Regions from separate parts of the Homo sapiens genome. Here region 2 is linked to region 1. The links are chromatin contacts, found by Hi-C or POLR2A ChIA-PET in ENCODE. All regions are on one chromosome and are shown on one strand. The core of a region is the stretch at or near the end of the contact, and the rest is flanking DNA. Distances in the headings are between cores, read along the strand shown.

Region 1 (5,791 bases), core at 2,045-4,544:
CATTTACTCATATAAAGAACAGTTCTTTCTCCTCAACCCCTGAGAAGCAAAGCCACCGTAATAATTTTCACTATACATAGGAAAAAATTTTTGTAATCAAAAAACGAAACGAAATTCCTGATTCAACACATTCCGAGGGCTGTCCAAATCAACCTGGCAGTGACATCAGTGCTGGTGAAAACCACATTTTATGACTCTGCCTTCACTCGTCCTCCTGGGCATTTTTTATTCTTCAAATTGGAGATAAAAATAAGGGTTGGTCTCTCAAGGTTAGGAGGGAGAGAGCAGCATATGTTCTTCAAAAGACTCAATAAGATAATAGATTTTTTTAAAAGCTGTTGCTAGTGTAACTTACTTATAGTTTCAAAGGGCTTTTTTAAAATGAAATCTTTGCAAGCAATAGTAAAGAAATCTAGAACCCCCTGAGGTGATGGTTAGAGTCCTGTCACGGATTTAAATCTAATTATTAGCCTGAAAGTAAAAAGGAGAAAAAACCGGCCGAGTGTCAGCCCGGAAAACAATAATCGCCGTGGTGGTGTTCAGCAGCCCAGTTATTAGTGCCTTCAAGGATAGTTCACCGCATTTATTCTTGCCCTTGAAAGACAGCCACAGAAGCTTCGATGTTTTCTGATAATTGCTTCTTTTTCCATGGAGTAGAGGTGCTTCCTGTGCTCCTAGGTTTCATCTCTTCTGAGCACCTGATGAAAAGCATTGGCTGTCAGTGCAGGCACTTAGAAGAGAGGCAATGTGCACAGAGCCGAGTGCCCCAGCCTGCACTTCCCCACCTGTGTGACCTTGTGCACGTAACCTGACTTCTCTGTGCCTCAATGTCTTCATGTGTAAAATGGAGATTAAATGAGAGAAAGCATGTCAGGTGGGTAGCATGGTGCCTGGCTCAATGTAAGTTCTCAATATGTGTAAGCTGTTTATCTTTTTCCTCTTATTATACTTTGGCCAAGGTGGAAAAAGCTTACCATGACACAGTCTAGCGATGAACATAACATATGCTGGAATATGTATTTTCCTATGCTGGGTTATTGGCAAAGAAGCAAACAGGACACAAAATGACTAAGAATATAAAATAATATAACAAGTGCAGCTAAGTTGCAGACATGTTCATTCCAAGCACAATATTCATGTTAGGCCACCCTCCGGTTCCTTAATGAAAGCAGAGGACAGAAGGTGACATTTGGCATTGGGTAATCCTATTTGCCCTTTCCTGGAATGCAAAGAAGGTGGAAGGAAAGGATCCCACTCCTGTAGCACACACAGAGGCTTTGGGACCCCGTGCCTCCTGCCAACATCACTCAGCTCATTCATTTATTTATTCACGTCAGTGACAGATTCTCAAGACCTCTGAAAATATGTTAAGAGCAGGCTCTCCAATCACACCAGAAAGAATATGATTAAGAACTTAGAGCTGTCTTTAGGCTAATAACCAGCAGAAACTAAATCCAAGTATTTGGGAGTGAAGATGGTTGTTGAAAATATTGAGGCCTAGTAAATATTATTTAGCAAATGGAAGTATTTCAGTCGGGGGTTTTGAAAGGCTTAGGTTTATACTGTAATCAGCCTGCTCTCTTCTCTAAAATGATTAGAGTCCTTGTTCCATCAGTCCTCCTGAGTGGCTGCGGAACGCAGAAAAGGCAGCTGGTGACATGCTGTGAATTGGAAGTGGCTTCTATTTACCTCTTCTCCACCTACTCATATGGCCACGGATGGTGCCCAGTTCAAGCAGGAATAAAACACCACGCGAGGCTAACTGGCCTAAGTCCTTCGAGTGGAGCGCAGAAACTTGCTTTAAGAGAGCCTGATTAAAGGCCCCAAGTCCATTTTAAGGCATGGTTTTCTATTAAGCCTTTAATGCTTACAGAAGTATACATTTTCCATAGAAAGGGAACCTAAACTGTCCTAATATGTGGGCAGTTTAGCTCCTGACTCCCAACTTGGCCAGAGGTGTGGTGAATCAGCATGTCACATTCCACTAAAAGATGCTTCCCTGTTTATGTTTGTTTGGTGTTTAGGAATGTAATAACTATACTAGAGTTCTTTCTTAGGCTGTGGTCTGCCTCTGAGGGAACTGAAAGTGATGCAGAGAGCCAAAACCAGCATCATGATTCTATCAGAAAGCGTATGTTTGTGTCCTTCATTAGGAACATTGCCGTTCTATGCTACCGAATGAAGAGGATCTTATTGATACCTCCCTCTCGCTTCTGCCTCCAAACCAATCCCTTGCTTCCTTCCACCCAGAAATAAAAGGACACTCTGAGTTATGGCATTATCAGTGAATTTTCAGTGGGTAGGATGTTCTGAGCAGTGAAAACTATAAATAAATTGGTTCTACGCTGGAATTAGCTGTGGAGCCGGAAAGATAAACACAGGACAACTAATTGCAGCCGCACGATTAACAAGAATGTTGTTCTAAGGAGAGAAAAAGTCAACAGCATTAATGAAAATTAAGCAGTATCTCAATGGTACTAGTAAATAAATAAATATATGTCTATGTTTAATTAAAAGCAAGACCCAATTATGTCTCACTTCTTACTGAGCTACTTAAATCAAGACAGTCTAATGTTAAATGAGAAAAATCAACTCAGGACACTGTCATCTGCATTTAATCAAGACTTCTGTGTCTCACACAAGCTTTCAAGATGGGTAGCGGTAGGGGTGTGTGTTTAGGAGTCTCATGCAAACTTCCCATTGCCCTGCAGTGGACAGGTCTATAGATCTCCAGTTGGAGTACAGAAATCTTCTAGAAGAATTGTGACTGTAAAGCCACTTCTATAACTCTTACTCTGTGATTCTGATGCAAACATACCATTTTGGGTTAATATAAGCAAAGCTTGTATCTAGAACTATAGCTAAAAGTATCAATGTGGTGTTATTTTTTTTCTGACAATAAAAGCAATACATAAATGTGCAGCAAAATGTTTACTTAAGGTTTTGCTTCTTTTCAACTAAATTTGTTTAGTACACATTAAAGGTCAGATGTGGGGAAGATAGATTGGGGGTCAGGGGTTGTTTCTACCTGCTTTGTCTAAATACCTTACCGCAGTCAATGTCCTTAGTTGTTTTGTGTCTACCCCCATTAACTGAAAACCCAAGGTGAGAAAGTCTTCCTTGCTGAGTTTAGTGACAGTTCTCTCCCAGGTGAAGGGGATGGGGTAAGAGGCAGAAACCCCTGTCTCCAGAGGAATCTGAAGAGAGAGTGTGCTTTGATGACCCCGGGGGTGCAGGAAGGAAGTGGGGCCCAAGCAGGCAATGACTATGCCTGGCCCTGGAGTTGCGTACTTGGCCCTTACTGTATCATTTCTTGTCTCACTTCCTCTCACTTGTCAGGAATGTTGCCAGGACTGGTGAAAAGACAAGTGAGATACCACGCCAAATAAAGCCAAATCCTTGAAAGAAAGATGCGATGGTCTACAAATCAAAGTAATTTCTTCTTTCACTATTACTGATGCAAATGTCTTTCTTTTCTTCATCTCACAAGGTTTTTTTGGTGTGTTTTTTTTTTAAATCTTTCATGAAAGGCTCATCATTTACTGGCTCTCTTACCCTGGAAATAACATTATCAGAAGCTATTTATTGAGCATTTCTTCTGTGCTGGGCGCTATGCAAGGCCGAAGAATACAGTCAGGATCAGACACAGTCCCTCCAAGATGGGGTATATAAATTTAGTAAATTTCTTACTTTCTCTGAACCTTGATCCCCTCATTTATTACATAGGACATTTTTTAAAATAGTAATACATACATCCTGAATTTTTTTTCCTAAAACAGGGTAGTGCTGTGTCACCAAGGCTGGAGGGCAATAGCATGATCACGACTTACTGCAGCCTTGATCTCTTGGGCTCAAGCAATCCTCCTGCCTCAGCCTCCCAAGTAGCTGGGACTACAGGCATGCACCAGCACACTGGCTAATTTTTTTAAAACTTTTTGCAGAGACATAGAGACCGGGTTTTACTATGTAGCCCATGCTGGCCTCAAACTCCTGGGCTCTAGCAATCCTCCTGCCTTGGCCTCCCAAACTGCTGGCATTACAGGTGTGAGCCACCATGCCTGGCTCTGGAAATGTTTTGAGGACTACATAAAATAATGTATATAAAAGGGCCTAGCAGAATATAACTAGAAGCTCAACAAATGTTATACATTCTTCCCCCCCAGTCATAAGCAGGAAAACAAAAAAAATTAAATCCACACATTTCCCCATTTCTTAACAGTTTTTTTTTAAAGGGTGGTGTTGGGAGAAACTTGAAACTTTTGATTAAAAAAATAGCTACTTAGGATTAAATAGCAAATCATAGGTCAGAAATCACAGGACAAGCAATTCTTTAAGCCAAGCTTTCCCTGTCAGGATACCTTCCACAGGGGAGCAGCCCCTTCACTGGCAGTGAGAAAGGTGCTCATTTGAATATCAAGCAACGGACCAGTGAAAATTGGTAGAGAGCCATGGAAATGCTACTGCTAGGTCTGTCCCTCATGACCTGATAGGCTCTGTGGACATGGGCAACCCCAGACCCTGGTGACAAAATAAGCAACAGACCCGTTTCCGGGTGCATCTCAGGTGAATTCTGCTCACAGCCAGAGGAAAATGAGTGTTTCTGATTCTTCCTCTCCCTTCGTCAGCTTTTCCTCTGGCCTTGCCTAGGTCCCCAGGCTTAGTACTAAAGTCCCATCATTCAGTCAGTTCAAATCCCAACTAAACTCCAGAGATGGCTGGGAGGGGCTGAGTGTACTTGGTGGAGGCAGAGGCCAAAAAGCACAGTGGATGAAGCATCGGGTGGTGGGGTGGGAAACATGGGATCTCACCCCTTAGCTGTTGCTGATGAACTGGGGACCCAGATAAGATGCTGTGGCTTCCTGCATCTCAGCTTGTTTGTCTGTAAAATGAAGGACTTGGCCCAGATGTCTCAATGGCTCACCCAGCGCTATTCTCCTATCATCTCTCTCGGGAAGCTGGTCAGGTTTCCAGGATCACCTTTCTTCTCTAATCTCCACCCAGGCAAAGGCCAGAAAAGCGACCTTCAGAAGGAGCCAGCACCCCAGCTCCTGCCTCAGGGCGATATGAAGACCCCAGGAAGGAAATTATGCTGAGAAAAGGAGATCACACCTCTGTCCAGCCTGCACCGGCCCCTTGGCATGCCCTGAAGACACAAGGCCTAAATCAAGGTCAAAGACACAGCCCTCCTGGTTGTGAAGATTCCAAAGGCTCCCAGCTGCATGAGGAGGGTTACCCAGAATGTCAGATTTGGAGCAATTCAGCGAGAACCCTTCAAAATTCAGTGTGGTATGTGGAAGGTAAGAGGCAGACAGGCCACCAGGAGGTGGGTTTTATTTCGTGTGCACAAAGTTTTAAAAAATACATGTGCACCATTAAAAGGGAAAAAGAAGAAAAAGAAAAACAGCAAAAGCAGGAGACTCTACGTTTTTAAAAATCTGGATTTCCAGCTTCTTTTAAATAAAGAAGTAGAGGTTCTGGCTACACTGGGCCCACATTACTCCCCTCCCTGAACGGTGAGCTGGAGTTGCACAGCTTAGGTCCTCTTTGGGTAGAGTACATGCTTCCCAATTCTCCAGGGCTCCTTCCACTGTTGCTACTTCAGCCTATATTTTAGTGTTTTGCTTGTAGTGCAGAAATATTTCTCTGTGCTCATGAATCTACAAAATGTGAGAAAACAAAACATATACCCAGAGGACTGTGTGTTTTACCAGCAAGTGCAGAAAGCGCCTTTGTGGAAGCAAGGAATAGTGCTAATATTTACTATGCAAACCCCCGGCATGCACCACTCATT
Region 2 (5,791 bases), core at 1,827-4,326, 260 kb before region 1:
AAAACTAGTTACTTTTACTCCACTCAGCGTAGCATTTCCATAGATTCCTGCACTTATCACCCAGAACTTTCTGTTCCACCCCTGAATTTGCAACTCAGAACATACTACTCTGACGGAATTCTTCATAATCTGACTACTCCTCACCTTTCTCTCCTCCCACCACACTAACAAGATTTCTAAGCTCTGACTCCATCAATTTCACCCTTTTCACTTATTATCTATAATAAATATGTATTATATTTATATAACATTTATATATTTATGTATTATAATAGTTATATGATTATATATATATATTTTTTCTGGGTCTTTTACAAAAGTGATTTAACTTTTTGAGTCTTTTTTTAAACTAAGTTTATTTTCCTTGTTGCCAAGTTGATATAACTACAGAGCTACTAGCTTTGCATGAATGTAATTAGATTAGGAATATAATTTGTCAATTTGGAAATAGAAATATTATCAAAGTTGGTCATAGTAACATTAATTTTGTGTAATTGACAGGATATTGTAGTGATTGCAGTTAAGGAATATAGAGTATGGGACAAAAAGAAAAGGTAAAAGGTTTTCACCTTCAGAAGGTGTTCTTGGTGATGTCTCTAATCTAGGTTAAATTAGATAGAAAGGATCTCATTTCTCGAAGGTGGTGTCTAGGACAGACCTGGATAGCCATGGAGAAGACATCCCACCTGAAACAGAAGTATTAAAGCAAGGAAGCTGCAAGTGTACATTTGCCTATCTCAGGTTTGTATCTTAATCTCTTATCACTTGGGAATTAGTGGTTTGAACTCTAAATGGTAAGCAGCAATGTGCAATGACAGACTCTAAGATTCCAAGATCGAGGACTAAGGAAAAACAAGCCCCCATTCGTTACTCAATTTTAAAATGAGCCTCTGAGGGGACATTTAACAGTATTTACAGAGAGAAAAAATCTGAATCTGCAGTTATTATAACAAGCTGCACCTGCTAACTGCATTCTAGTCTCCAACAGAAAAAGATGCAATACAGTACATTATCTCTGAGACCTGCTGGAAATGAATATCCAGAGAAAAGCAAGCTTCTAAGGGTGAAGCCTATGCTGAAGAAAGAGAAATATGCATTTTACTGAAGATGGTGCAGTAAAAGGGGCCTGCAAATATATACTGGAAACTTTAGTTGGGGCTAAATTAGAAGGATTTTGAACATATAAACACTACAACTGAATACCAAGGAAAGGTGTGTACATGTTATAAAGATAGTATTGTGTTAGAAAGGAGAACCTAAAGTTATAATAAGCCAGAATAGCAGGATTTTTCTGGTGGCATATGTTTATAGCCCCAGTTAAACGGAATGGACTTGGATCCTCATTTTCTTTTCTAGGAGAGTCAGGTCAGAGTCCTAGATAGGGAATACCTAATAGCTAGTCTCATCTGACAGAAGAATAAGGAGGAAGGAATTTCTCTTGAATAGGCAATTGGTCTTCCCAGAAATTAAGTCAGGAAGCAACTGGCTCTTGGATAGCCCCTGGGTCGCTGCTATGCAGATACTTGGAAAAGGGGTATTCATTCCTACTAGGCAGGGGAAAAGTTTGCATGCCTGCAGTCAGAAGTCAGTTAGACAGACATTCAAAGCCTCAAAGAGAATGCTGGTTATGTAACTCAGAACAAACTCTCCACTCCTAGGCAAGTCTCTGGGAATTTAGAGTTGACATGACAACCTCAGGAGGAAAAACACCTTGTTTAATGCTGTACTACGTGACCTACACCGGTCACTGACCAGAGCAAGGAGAAGCCACCCAGAATCACTGGTTAATGATCAAAATATTAAGCTATGGTCTATTTTAAGCACCTGGAGGAAAACTCAACACAGGAATTGGTTTCTTTCCCAGCTCAGGCCAACTGATAGAACATGCTGGTGGGCCACACGCCAAAAGTAGGCAGAGCCTTCATTCATGGATTTATTTAAGAGCCACCAAACTTTCAGGCTACTCAATATGATTATATAGGAAATCATTTGTCTTTTACATCTATATTCTGAAATAATAATATTTATTAAACACTTTCTACATACCAGGCACTTTGCTAAGCACTTTAATAAATTTCATTTAATCTTCACAGCAATACTAGTCTACCCCCATTTTACAGATTAGGAAACTGGCTCTGAGAAAAATATACAACTGGTTAATGATGAAGCAGGTAAATGCACCAAGGATTACTTGACTCTAGAGACTATGATCTTGACCACTACACTTTATTGCATCTTTTGATTAAAATATGCTTATAATGGGATATGACACCAATTTGCCATTCTGGACAGAAATTATTTCCTCCAAGTTTCTAGGAAATGGGAAGCTCAAGTTTGTTTTGTCAGGTACCAGTAACACAAAAAAACCTAAATTACCTGTTCATATTTTTTTCTATTATCCAAAGTCCCAAACAATAGAAACCCAATGAGAATTGAATCTTAACTTTTTGAATCTTGTTTTAGTTATTAAAAAATGACATAAACTTAATGATTCTTCCCTGAGACAGTGGAAATATCTAGGAGACTTCTAAGTTTCTTGTATTAGAATTCAAAGATCACGATTCTTCTGCTAGATAACCACTACTACGGTCCTTTTGTTTCCACCACAGAATGGAACGCAGTGCATCTTGGAGCAGCTAATAAAACTCTGTAGTGTAACTAGATGAACAATTACAAGTAAGAATACACTCTTAGAGATTTTTTTAAAGTTCGCAGATAATTTTCAAAACAAACATTGCTCATCCCTCTTTCACTGTCTTACCAGAATGTTAGGTATTTTCCTCATTTTTGCTAAGTTCTTTTATTTGAAATATATCAGCATGTTCCTTCAAGACAACCTTTTACTAAGTATTTGTTTGGTGCATATGCACAATACATAGTATATGCACTAAATCAATTTAAAAGATCAGTCACTAATTTTTTCCTAACGGGAAAATAAAGTGTCAACTAAAAACCACCCATATTTGATTTATTCATGCCCACTTTTAAGTTCTAGGTATAAACAACTTAGAAAGAAATCCTTACCTTACTTAGAAATTCATACCGTCTAGTCAAATGCTAAGTAGTCCATAAGAATAAACATTGAATTCAGCTATGAGTTTCTCAGAGAGTAAAGTCCAAGGTACGTTTGATTTGCTACCTATGACAGACCAAGGAAATCACATCATCACCAAGGACTCCCTCCTTCAAACTAAGCCCCACCCAGATCTGAGTCAGTACAGATCTGAAAAGTCCAGGAATTAGAAGATGCAGTTTCAGACAACATATTGAAACAGCTAAGCATTGAGCTGTGGGAGCAGTGGACTCTGGTTTCCATGCTATGGTGTCAGCTTCACCATCAACATGATACAGGCAACCTCCTGAGGTTGGACTGCCTGTGACCTGTCTAGCTTGCTGCAGAGTTGTAAAGAAAATTGTGTAGCTGGTTGCAGTGGGTGCCAATAGTTCTGTGAGAAAGAACCATAACCCTACACAAAGTTCATCTGCACCTACAATTCCCATTACAGTTCTGGTCGCTAGAACACCCAAGCTTAAACTCAACTTCAGAGAAATAAAGACCTCTCTGAATTCCACATGGAAAGTTGGGCAGTGCCCAGCCTCTATGCTGTCATATCATTTAATCTCTCTCTCCCTCAGTGTCACATGCATGGCATGCATGCACATACAACAGATGCTAAGAGTCATGCTTTACTCACTATTGTATCCCAAACAACTACCACTTACTTACTAGCACATAGTAGCTGGTCAATATCTGTTTGCTGAGTGCATGGGAGCAAAAGTTACAAAGTGAACAAAAATTACCTTAGGAGGACAATAAACAGGACCCTTCTGTCTGGAACAAAGGATGCCATCCAAGCCTTGGCACAGCACACAAATCCCCTGATCATATAATCATAGGGCCCTGTCTAGCTTTATAGCCTTTCGGCATTACTCACCACATCAACGTTAACCTCCTGCCACACATGCACACTCAGGGGAGAGGGCAAAGTACATTTGGGGAACTCCCCCTCCTCTTCCCCATCTCTTCCTTGACTTCCTTCTTCTCTAGTCAGAGTCATCCATAGTGAGCCTTCTGCTGCCCACTGGAAACTGGGTTGAAAGCGCCAGGGCTCTTCCTAGAATCCCCAAAGTCACCCACGCCAACGTTTTCTTTTTTGTTTGTTTTTGTTTTTCGTTTTTTTTTTTTTTTTTTTTTTTGAGACAGAGTCTCTTTCTGTCGCCCAGGCTGGAGTGCAGTGGCACGATCTCGGCTAACTGCAAGCTCTGTCTCCCAGGTTCACGCCATTCTCCTGCCTCAGCCTCCCGAGTAGCTGGGACTTTCAACCCAGTTTCCAGTGGGCAGCAGAAGGCTCACTATGGATGACTCTGACTAGAGAAGAAGGAAGTCAAGGAAGAGATGGGGAAGAGGAGGGGGAGTTCCCCAAATGTACCTTGCCCTCTCCCCTGAGTGTGCATGTGTGGCAGGAGGTTAAAGTTGATGTGGTCAGTAATGTCCAAAGGCTATAAAGCTAGACAGGGCCCTATGATTATATGATCAGGGGATTTGTGTGCTGTGCCAAAGGCGCCCGCCACCACGCCTGGCTAATTTTTTTGTATTTTTAGTAGAGATAGGGTTTTGCTGGGGTTCCTGGTTTAGCCAGGATGGTCTCAATCTCCTAACCTCGTGATCCGCCCGCCTCGGCCTCCCAAAGTGCTGGGATTACAGGTGTGAGCCACCGCGCCCGGCCGCCAACTTTTATCATTAATAAGATCTATTATGAAATGAAATCAAAATCAAACTGGGACTTAAAAGATGCAGGCAATCCCTGCTTTCACCTCTGAATCTCCATGGCCATGTAGTTAATGGTACATCACACCACTGTAATATTAGTTTAGGGAAATAGCAGAGCTCCTAAAGCATACACATGAGGAGAGCAGACTCTCACGGAATTTGAAAATAGAAGAATTACATATTTTTTGAAGATTTTTGAAGTTTTAGGAAGAAATGCCGTATGCATACAAACATACCTGTTATGCAGAGATTGTTCAAGCTGAAGGTAAAAATAGAATCACGGTTTTAAATAATATCAATGGCTGAGGAAGGAAAGAACAATTTCTCTGAGATTTATGTCACAGAGAAAGTGGCTATGATATGTATGCCATTATTGAAGACTAGATCAACAGTTTTAGGTTACAAACCTTTCCCTTGCAACATATTCTTCATTTCAGGAAGGGGTACCTGAAAGGAAGTAGGATGAACCATTAGGACCCTATATTAGGGGAACCTGTAGGGCCACTGCTTGCAAGAGCTCAACTGTTAGGCTTTGGGATCTGTTACCATTTCAACACCACTTTTGGTTCTCTTCTGCAAAGTGCCTCCACGATGTCTTCAAGTGACTGGGAGAAGAAACGGCATATGAAATATGGTTAATCCTGATTATATCTATGCACATGTACCTACACTAAGGCTCAGGGGAGAATTTAATGTTGGCATTGAACATTTATTAAGTTGGCAAATGTTCTGAGGAAGTAAAAAGTATAACTGTCATGTAACTTGAGGATGTGAGAGCAGCTACCGGTTGCATCCTCAGATCAAATAGGGCTGAAATTAGTCATCCAACTGGAGTCTTTCAGTTGTCGAAATACTGCAGAAGAAAGTGAATTTAAACTCTAAAGCTGAGAGGTGGACAGACATGGCTAAAATGTAGATCTTAAATTGGTCTGACAGGGAGATAAGGAATTACGGTCCTCATATATTAGGCATTTACTGAATCAGTTCAATCAATATTTATTTCCAGCAAAAAAGTCTCCT

What was found. A loop is a pair of places that touch in the nucleus more often than their neighbours do. ChIA-PET counts read pairs that join two places held with the same protein, here RNA polymerase II (POLR2A). Pooled maps may share reads with other maps.
Region 2: a map with no recorded cell type shows a loop between it and region 1 (2.8-fold over the local background). The contact joins the promoter of HHLA2 here to the enhancer-like site in region 1. A Hi-C loop is called at or near these places in 1 of 168 maps with a recorded cell type or tissue (psoas muscle), 1 of 37 single-sample maps with no recorded cell type and 1 of 50 pooled maps. POLR2A ChIA-PET finds 5 or more read pairs at or near these places in 2 of 52 experiments (GM12878 and T-cell).

The regions. Positions count from the first base shown.
Region 1 is chr3:108,033,439-108,039,229 of GRCh38, reverse strand. LOC124906265 (a long non-coding RNA gene) reads left to right here. Exons shown (of 3, transcript XR_007095995.1): 2 at 658-3,432; 3 at 5,002-5,791. Among named protein-coding and RNA genes, the nearest start is that of CD47, 55 kb to the left of the region's middle. Within about 2 kb of position 3,294, at least 2 of the 41 ENCODE cell types and tissues checked have a DNase peak (open chromatin) inside an H3K27ac peak, as active enhancers do.
Region 2 is chr3:108,293,833-108,299,623 of GRCh38, reverse strand. HHLA2 (HHLA2 member of B7 family) reads right to left here and starts at 3,076. Exons shown (of 10, transcript NM_001282556.2): 1 at 3,025-3,076.